Linked DNA regions of Homo sapiens: region 1 is linked to region 2. Evidence: chromatin contacts called from ENCODE Hi-C data. All regions are on one chromosome and are shown on one strand. Each heading gives the region's core, a stretch centred on a gene start or an enhancer-like site at or near the end of the contact. The rest is flanking DNA. Distances are from core to core; before and after follow the strand shown.

Region 1 (5,425 bases), core at 2,672-5,171, 380 kb after region 2:
TACTCTTGATCTTTGTCCTTAACACAGTTAGATTACTTGGCAACAGTTAAATCCTCTCAGGAATTGCTGTTAGGCTTTCTTCTAGAAAGTGTTTCATCTAGAATGACTTTTCCCTGACTACTGAGTCAAACATCTTCTGTATATGTTACCTGATTCTCCATAAATCATGAGCTTTTCCACTCTGGCTGTTGGGAACAGAAACTTCTCCAGGCCCTGGGTGAGCTCTGAGTATTATTCTCTCTAATCCTTTGAGTAGTTCTTTCCCCAGCCTTGGCTAATTTGCTCAGATACAGGCTTTGATCAGTACCCAGCTGAAGAATCAGGGGACCCTTTGCTGATCTCCAGAGTTCTCTTCTCTCTGCTGCTCTGCCCTGAAAACCCTAGCTGCCTTGGCCTCTCCTCTCTCCCAGCTCTGAGTCCTCCACGCAGGGAGGCATCCAGGTTCTGCCTGGCTTCTCCTCCCTACACCATGCCTGAAAACTCTTGTCAAGGCAGTAAGCTGGGGCAATGATAGGCTATTTCATTTGTTTACCATCTCACTGTATTTTATTGTCTGATACCCAATGCCTTAATATTCATATTTTTTTCTTATTTTTTAGTTGTTTCAGGCAAGAGGATATATTCAGTCCTTGTTGCTCCATCTTGAAATAATTGGCTATCCTTATTTGTATTATTATTTTAGTAATTAATTTATGAGTGCAATATAATCCTTAACTTTACCATTTACATTTAATAATGTACTACTCAAGTAAATTAGAAAAACCTGGAAGCCATTGGTTCCATAAGCCCTTCATGATTCATGTTATAATTATTATATCTGTTACATCTATGTTTGTTATAAATCATAGAAGATACTGTTATAGTTTCTCTTTGAAGAGTTATGTGAGTCACATAAAGAAGTTAAGAGGAAAAATCAAAGACAAAAATTATTTTGTATTTATAATTTTTTATGTTATTTCTTCTTTTTATGGAGATACTAATATCATCTGGTATCATTTACCTTTAGCCTGAGGAACTTCCTTGGCCATTTCTTTTAGTGCAGGTCTGCTTGTAATGAATACTTCTAGGCTTCTTTCATCAGAAAATATCTTTATTTTGCCTTTGTTCTTGAAGAATATTTTATCTGGATATAGAATCTGGGTTGATGTTTTTTTTTTTTCTTTCAGCACCTTAAAGATATTTTACCACTCAGTTCTCCGTGGTTTATGATGAAAACTCAGCTGTTAATTAAATAATCGTTCTATTATATATGGTGTTTTCTGTTGATAGTCTGAAGACTTTTCTCAATCTTTGGCTTTAAACAGTTGGACCATGATGTACCTTGATGTGGGATTGCTTATGTTTCTTTTACCTGATGTCCTTTGAGCATATTTATTTGTAAATTTCTGTCTTATCAAATTTGGGAGATTTGGGGGGCCATTTTTAATCATCTTTTTTCTATTTTTTTAATCTCTTCTCCTAGGACTCCAATTACACATATATTGGAACATTTAATATTTTTGTACCAAGTCCCTGCACTCTGTAGGTTTTTTTCCAATTTTTTTTCTCCCTGTTTGTCACATGGAACAATTACTATTTATCTATTTTTCACTTCACTTACTCCTGCCTCTGTCACTTCCACTCAGCTGTTCTCTTCAGTGATTGTTTTAGATCAGATATTACATTTTTTAGTCCTGGAATTTCAATTTAGTTTTGTCTGCTTTTCTCTGTTGAATTTTCAATTTTTCTTTATTTATTGAGCTCATATTTTGTTTTGTTTCATTGAATATCATTATAATAGCTGTTTAAAAATCCTTGTCTGTTGTATCTAACATCTTATCTGAGGGTCTCAATTGATCTTCTTTTCTTGATACATTCCATTTTTCTTGGTTCTTTTTTGTTGGGAAATTTTGGATTTACCCTGGACTTTATGAATATCAAGCTGTGCAGATTATTGATTTTATTGCTTCTCTAACAAGTGGTTTTCTTTGGCTTATGCAACTTTGTTTCTTGCATCTTAACTCTAGTCTCAGTTCAGATCATTTGTCTTTAGTTGAACTGCCTTTGGTCTGTTTCATGCATATGTCATTCAGGAATCAGTCAGAGAAATCATTAGACAAAATTTTGGGGATTTGCTCTCTGTTTCTTTCTCTTTGGGAATTCTCCAACTCTCTCCATCAGCCATGGATTCCCCTACCAGAGAGATGGTGGGTTTTCTACTGATGCTTCTACCACACTGCCACTGTGCACACTCAGTGGGTTGCACTGAGACCAAGGCTAGAAGCCACAGACACAGGGCACTTACTTCATACTGCTTCCTCTTCCAAATATTTATTCTTTGCCAATGTCTTTCTGCTTCTGTTCTCTCTCTAGTGCCTTCAAGTAGTTGCTTTTTGCTTTATGTTTAGGTTTTATAGTTGTTTTACTGCAAGGGAATTTTTCACAAGGGTCTTATTCCATCATCACTTGAATCGGAAGTCCCTCTCAGTTACCTTTTAAATTCAAGAATCTTGTCACTCAAAGTCAAAACATTTTCTCCAGGGCCTTGCAGAGACTTGTTCACATAATGAAAAATGTCCGCTGAGAAGGCAACTTTTTGTAGCCATTGTTCATCAAAACACTTAACGAAACTTGCCCAGTATGATATTGAAAGTACTTTTGAATTTCATCTTTTAGCTCAAACACCCTGTTGAAAATGCTTCCTCTGCTGAGCCACCAAATTTCTGTGTATAGCAGGATATTTCTGTGGCCTTTATCGACACCTTTTCAGTTTTAAAAGTATTCTCAAGTTAGCCTTTATATAACAAAGATAGCCATTTTGTAATATTATCTAAAACTTTCATTTCATCTCCAAGAATGTTTGACATTCTCTTTGAAGAAGCCAATGTGTTGTGAAAATGTGAGAAACTTTTTTCATTTAATAAGATGCAAAAGCTCTCATAGAACCAAATTTGACAGAGCACTATCAGTGTTCATGTCAATGTAGTTCTTAGACCTTTTGTTTATAGATATGAAGGCCAAACATTAATTATATCTTGGCCTTTCCTTGTTATGGGCCACTCTTTGTTTTCTTGAATTTCACAATTACTTGCAAATCTTACAAATGCTAAGTATGACATTTATTGGTGAAATCCCCTGACTCATCAACCTAGAAAAGGAAGCTGCGGTTTTTCAGGGTATGTCACAAAACCTCTTCAAAGTTGTGTGACGTGTCATCAATACTTCACCATATGACACTGTTTGAGGCTGTGGAACCTTTTCAGTTTCTTGTAGTGCATCTTTTCCTAGCCTTTGATTCACAGTAATTTTACATGATCACATTGTTAGCCTTACCAACTGTGTGACTTTTCCTGTTTAAGACAGTAAGTTCTGCTACTAAATAACTTGCTCCCTGGTCCTTTTCACTGAATGTACCTGTTTCTTGTTTGTTTGTGTGTTTGTGTGTTTTTAACAAGAGTTACTGTTTGTTTTAAGATTCTAATAGCTGCTTAAAGTAATCAGCATCTTTACTTCTCGAATACCTATGACTTATATTTAAGGGTTTTTGTTTTGTTTGGGTTTTCTTTTTTTTTTTTTATTGGAGCCATTCCCACATCTCTAAGTTGTTTGACATAGCAGGGATTGGCAAATGACAGCCCATGGGCCGAACCTCACCAGAGGCCTGCTTTGGTACAGCCCTCAGGGCTAAGATTGGCTTTTACATTTTTAAAGCATTTAAACAAGCAGACAAAGACAAAGAAGAATATGTGACAGAGACTACATGTGATCTGAAAAACCTAAAATATTTGCCACCTGCCTCTTTACAGAAAAATCTTGCTGGCCTCCTCACATGGATGATTCTCAATAAAATAAGAAAATTTGGATAATCAGCCTATAGAAGCTCCTTGGTAAGGGTCTTTCATCATAAAGATGGACTTTTTCTGTGTCCTTTGTTCCAATCACACAGGAAAATGACTCAGAAGGTTATAATTCATCATCACTACCCTTATCAGGGTTATCCCCAGGCCTAAAATTTTCCTCTTCCATCTCACATCTCACCTTCAAAAATTACCACATTGGGTTATCAAACATGTTTATAAAATACAAACATGAGTTAAGTGTAAAACATAAGAGCATAGTAAAATTTAAAAATCCCCCCAAACTCATCAATCACTGGAGAAATCACTTTTAGTCTTTTTCAACCTATGTTTTGCCATGTTTGTAACCACAACAAAACTGGGGGCAGGAGGTGGGGCAGGGTGCAGCTGAGCCTTTAGAATGAAAATTAAATTTCCCCTCATTTTTAGTTATACTAGCAAAGCTTGTTTGGTCCTGTGAGTCATCCTGTAGTGCATAAGGGGAGTTTAGGGGAAATAGTTAGAGAAGGAAAAACTCATGTCATCCATTTACCACCCCTCTCGTCTGTGCAATATAGCACTCATCAGTTACCAGTAACCTCCCATAGCTTGCATCATAAACCAAACTGGGCACAAACAAATACAATCCTATTGCACACTGCCACAATGGGGCTGAAAGACCCCGAATGAAATTGCTGACATGTCTGCTTAGCCACTATCTATCCTCAAAGTATGCAAACTTCGAAAGTTGATGTCTAGGTTTTAAATCAAAATCTCTTACAAACCCCTAGTGATGACATATTGAACTTTAAGGTTTTGTGGAAACCAAATTGAGAAACATTGGACCAGAGTCTCTGTATTCCAAAAGATTATCTTTCATTTGTATAATCTAAAACTCCCTTAAGTCTTATTCTTCTCCAAAACTCAAAGATCTACCCTTCTTCAAAGATAAATTTAATAATCACTGGCAGAATTAAAACAGATTGTTCTCACTCTCAGCCATCAATATTTTGGAAAACATCAAGTGCGGAAGTAAGCATCGTGACTCTGTTACAGTAACAGCTCAAATATCCGGAAGAATGTGGTAAGTCTATAAACACGTTACCACTAAAGTGCTCTCAGAGTCCATGGGGAAGTGAGATCACTAGATAGAGGAAATCAGGAAGGGTGTCATAAGTGAGGTAGCACTTACCACAGATCTCAGGGAAGGGAAGCACTTCTATGGTCAACATGACAGGAAAACATTTAGAATGCAGAGAATACAATTTCTAAAAGCATGGAGGCAGAAATTTATGGAGCAGGTTAGAACAATAGTATGTGGTCCCATTTGGCTAAAGTATAGGTGACATGTAGCGGGGAAGGGAAAGGAATATTGTATTAATAAAGTGCCATGAAGCCTGAATGACAGCCGGAAGGCCTACAATGCTAAGATAAGGAGTTTGATTAAGTCGTGAGAGCTATTGGAGGTTTCTGAGCAGTAAGATGACATAACCTCATGAAAAGTATGAGATATGATTAATATAAACCCATCCCATATTGTGCCCCTTTGTAAGCTACCTGTACGGAAGAATGTGAATTGTTTCTGGCAGGATTTTTGTTGAATATATACC
Region 2 (5,126 bases), core at 1,641-4,140:
AAAAACCCATTGCTGGCCAAATAAAATATAGCTTCTAGCCAGAGGCAGACTGTAAGATGCCAATTTACAATTCCTGTTATTTTTAATGTATTTTGTATAATGGGGACAATAGAAAGGCAGTGATAGCCCTGACAAAGAACAGAAAGCTCTGAGTCCAGTAGGATGAGAAGGAGTTATCCAAATGAAGATGTCTAAGGGCAGTTGATACCAGACAAAGTGAGCAGTATTAAGAAGAAAGTATGGGAGCAGACAAATGACTGGAGATGTCTGAATCTCGGCTGAAAGTGATGACAGTGATGAGAGGCAGGATGGTGGTGTTAGTAGTTTGCAAGGTGAATATCATTGAAATTAAATGTCTTTGAGAGTATCATCACTCATATTCCAGGGTCAAAGGAGTCTTTAGGTGGGCAAAGGTGCTAAGCCAGGCATCAAAGCTCCAAAAGAGCAGAGCAGAGCAGAGAGAACAGACACCAACGACAGCAGCAAGCAATTGTGGATGAAATTATCAACTAAGGGAGTTTCACATGGGCATGAGGCGATAATCAAGATTTGACAATAGGGAGAAAGGTTAACACGGTCTTTGGGAGGAAGTGCTCTGAAAGAAACTTCGCTGGGCAAAGCAGAGCTCTGGCAAATTGAGCTTCACCCAATCTTGTCCTGCAGAGAAGCCAAGTCTCCACTGAATACAAAGAGACACACCCTTCTGCCTGGACGGTATCAGTAGGTAGGAGAAAGGATCATGAGGGAGAAAGGATGGGGTCAGAAATGTATGATATGGGAGTGTTTTGGTGGCGAGTTGTGGGGTGGAACCTCTTGTGGTATCCCTCGGTGGTGAGATGGACCTCCCACACAAAATTTGGTTTAGATGTCAAGACTCATGATGCCACACATACACAAAGAGGGGATGGAAGGTTTATTGCACATGTAATGAGGTTTTCTAGAGGGAACAGGGCAGGCTCCCAAGCAGATCTGAAAATGCCTTGAAAGAGCAGGGAGGGGAAACCTCCCTGCTTGGGGTTTTATAATAGTTAGGGAGTGAGGCTGGGTTGCTGGTTTCCTCATGCTGGCCAACGTTTGTATGGTTTGAATTTCCCATCGGTGCCAAAGGAGCACCAAGGCTTTTTTTCTTTTTTCTTTTTTTAAATTTTTTTTTTTATCAGCTTGCTTGGATGTGGGGCACAAAAGGAAGGAGGCGTGGCAGGGCTTGACAGCTGTCAGCTGTTAAACATCAACAATGGAGTCAGACTCCTTATTATTGAGTACTAGAGAGCACTGGTGAGCCTGAACCTCAAGATAATTAAAACCACAGGGCTGCCCATAGGACATGCACTTAATTCCTTAGAGGAAGTCGGTAACCAGTGACTGTAGAGGCCAAGACTCTATAGCCTATGTGAAATTTTGGGACTTTTGTAATTTTCCATGTTTCTCATTTGTATTATTTTCTATTTTCTGTTGGGGTTATTACAAAAATTCACATAACAAAAAGGGCCAATAATCTTGTCATCTGGGATCGTGTGTGTACACATATGCACATGTATGCATTTATAGTGTGTTTGTATGCTGGATATAGCTGATTGGCACTCAGCCATTTCCAGCTCTTTTTTTGAATGCTGGAAACCACGTTTCCCTGACTCCTTTGGATGAATTTATTAAATACGCTTTGTTTTACATGTAGAAAGCAGAAGTGAAACAGAAGCCACCTTCCTTCTATTGTCTGTTTTTCTGTGTGTGAACAAGATCTTGGACCATCTCCAAGATCTCACGTTTTTCTGAAGTGGTGTTCTAGTGTTCAGACATTAGCTTCATAGATGGTTATAGGCAGTTGTGGTGTGGCAGCAGTAGCTTCTCGATCCTGACTTTCTGATCCTGGGACACAGCTATCCTTGTGGGTTCATGAACTCAAAAGTTCCAGTGTCAGCCTGCTGGCTACTCACCATCCTGATTGCTGCAGAGCAAGTAGCTTGCCTGGATAGTCAGTTCTGCATTGTTCTAGGAGTTATTCCTGGGGGCCCAACCTTGAGCCTGCTCCTCCAGCCATTCTAGTTCATATGTAAACACCCAATTTCCTTTATTAAATTCCTTTGTGCTTAATACAAATAGATAGGTTTCTATATTTTGCCCTGAACCTTTATTATCATTGTATGTTTGTGTTAGTAGAGGGGACTGGTATGGGGGCAATGAAAATGGGGGGATGATGCTCAGCTCTAAACCTTTCTATGACATAGGGGGGTATAGGGACCCTACAGGTGAGAGAATGGTGGCCTCAATGGAAAGATTAGCTGGGACCTGAGAAGATCTTCTGGATCAGAGGGGGAATGCAAGGAAAAGGCGTTTGGGGTTCCCAGAAATCCTCCCTCTGACTCTACTGAACTTGGGGCTACAAAGAAAGTAGGTCTTAGGTGAATTTCTTGAATCAGTAGTTAATTGTGTTTAGTATCTTATTTATTGTTTTGCGTATGCATTGTTTTCATTCTAAATTTCTAGAAGCTTATTCTCCTAAGTAGTTTTTATACTCTCAGTGTAATCATAGTACACTTAGAAAACCCCAATTTCTTTTTCTTTCCTTTTTTCATCCATAGGTGAGAGGTAACTTGAGTATGGTCTCCATTGAAACTCATACGCCTATCCCTAAATTTAGTAGAAAAAGAAAGAAACTTACTTAGGGCAAACATGGTGACAATTTCCAAGATGATTAAAGTAACACTGAGGCCTTAATGTATCATACAGTGCTGGCAGGGGAAGTAATTCTTTCATTCAATTCAACAAGTACTTGTGAGGTGTATTAAGCTTTGTCACTTCCTGGGCCTCCACCCCCTCTCCCTCTTCTCCAGCTTAGCCACTCACTTTCATGACACACCTTGGAACCTGTCATCACCTGGAACTGTACCACCTCTGCAGTCTTTACCTCTGATGTACCATTATCTGATTATAAACTCCTACTTGGCAGATGGATTTGCCTTCTATTTCAGTGAGGAAGTTGAGGTTTCTAGTTGGGAATTTCCTCAACTTTTTGACTTCAGCCAATGACCTTATTTAAACCCATAACCTGATATCCATAACCACTTCTTTTACTCAGTCTTAAATCAATAATTTAAAAAAGTTTTTATTAACACATAATTCAGATAACATACAATTTCCCCATTTAATGCGTACAATTCACTGGTTTTTAGTATTTTCACAGAGTTGTGCAACCATCACCACAATAAATTTTAAATCATTTTCATCACCACAAAGAGAAATCCCTTGGCCATCCGTCCTCATTCCCCCATTGCTCCTAGCTCTAGGAAACCACAAACCTACTTTCTTTCTCTGTGAATTTCCATATTCTGGACATTAAATATAATGGAATAATACAATATATAATCCTTTGTGACTGTCTTTTTTCACTTAACATAACGTTTTCAAGGTTCATCCACACTGTGTCATGTATCAGTTCTTCATTCCTTTTTGTGGTTGAATAATATTCAAGTGTATGCTTATGCCACATTTTATTTATACATTCATTAGTTGATGGACATTTGGGTTATATCTAACTTTTGCCTATTATTAAGAATGCTACTATGAATATTCACACACAAGGTTTTATGTGGACATATGTTTTTATTTCTCTTGGGTATATACCTAGGAGGGGAATTGCTGAGCTGTATGGTAGCACTATATTTAATTATTTGAAAAATTGCCAGACTGTTTTCCAAAAGATGTACTATGTTACATTTCCATTAGGAGTGCATGAGAGTTCCAATTTCTTTGCATTTTTGCTAACTTGTTATTATCTAACTTTTTGATTAGAACCATCATAATCTGCATGAAATAGCAGCCCATTGTAGGTTTGATTTGCATTTCCCTGAGGCTAATGAAGTTGATCATTTTTTTCATGTGCATATTGGCCATTTATATATCTTTTTTGGAAAAATGTCTATTCAGGTTCTTTGCTTTTTTGAAAATTATTTGTCTTTTTATTGTTAAGTTGTAAGGGTTCTTTATATATTCCACACACAAGTCCTTCATCAGATATATGATTTGCAGAAATTTTCTCCCATCCTATGGGTTGCCTTTTTAATTTCTTAATTGTGTGTTTTGAAGCAGGAAAGTTTTTTTTTTAAATGCTATGATATCCAATTTACCTATTCTTTTTTGTTGTTGTTGCTTATATGTTGGGTGTCGTAGCTAAGAAATCATTGCCTACTACAAGGTCATGAAGATTTACCTCTGTTTTTCTAAGAAGTTTATAGTTTTAGCTTTTACACTTAGTTATTGGATCCTATTTGAGTTGATTTTTATACAGATGTGAGGTAGGATCTAACTTCTTTTTTTTCAGATTGTGTCAGCACCATTTATGGAAAGACTTTTATTTTCCCATTGAATTGATTTCCCTTGTTGGAAATCAATTCAATGGGAAAAAATTTCCCTTGTTGGAAATCAATTGACAGTAAGTGTGAGTTTACTTATAGATTTTTAATTTCATTCTATTAATCTGTATGTCTTATCTTATGCCAATACCACACTGTCTTGATTACTGTAGATTTTGTAGTAAGTTTTGAAATGGGGAAGCGTGAATCCTCCAACTTTGTTGTTTGTTTTCAAGGTTGTTTTAGCTCTTCTGTTTCTTGCGCTCTCATATAAATTTTAGGATCAGATTATTGGTCCAGAATTTTGATGGGAATTGTGTTGAATTTGTAGATCAGTTTGGGGAGTATTGCCATCTTAACAATATTAAATTTTCCAATCCATGAACATGAGGTGACTTTCCATTTATTTAGGTGTTCTTTAATTTCTTTCAGCAATGTTTTGTATTTTTCAGAGTATAAGTTTAGTACTTCTTTTGTTAAATTCATTCCTAAGTATTTTATTCTTTTTCATGCTATTGTAAACAGATTTTGTTTTCTTAATTTCATTTTTAGTGTATTCATTGCAAATGTATAGAAACACAATTGATTTTTTAAATATATTTTTATTATACTTTAAGTTCTAGGGTACACATGCACAATGTGCAGGTTTGTTACATATGTATACATGTGCCATGTTGGTGTGCTGCACCCATTAACTCATCATTTACATTAGGTATATCTCCTAATGCTATCCCTCCCCCCTCCCCCCACCCAACAACAGGCCTGGTGTGTGGTGTT

Evidence for each region. Hi-C counts contacts between places; a loop is a spot of excess contacts on that map. Pooled maps may share reads with other maps.
Region 1: a loop to region 2 is called in a pooled map, with 3 times the contacts of the local background. The contact joins two enhancer-like sites. A Hi-C loop is called at or near these places in 3 of 37 single-sample maps with no recorded cell type and 9 of 50 pooled maps.

The regions. Positions count from the first base shown.
Region 1 is chr7:106,344,532-106,349,956 of GRCh38, reverse strand. No RefSeq gene overlaps it. Among named protein-coding and RNA genes, the nearest start is that of NAMPT-AS1, 62 kb to the right of the region's middle. RefSeq lists an enhancer at 2,621-3,820. Within about 2 kb of position 3,921, at least 4 of the 41 ENCODE cell types and tissues checked have a DNase peak (open chromatin) inside an H3K27ac peak, as active enhancers do.
Region 2 is chr7:106,727,940-106,733,065 of GRCh38, reverse strand. No RefSeq gene overlaps it. Among named protein-coding and RNA genes, the nearest start is that of LINC02577, 45 kb to the left of the region's middle. RefSeq lists an enhancer at 1,577-1,626. Within about 2 kb of position 2,890, at least 5 of the 41 ENCODE cell types and tissues checked have a DNase peak (open chromatin) inside an H3K27ac peak, as active enhancers do.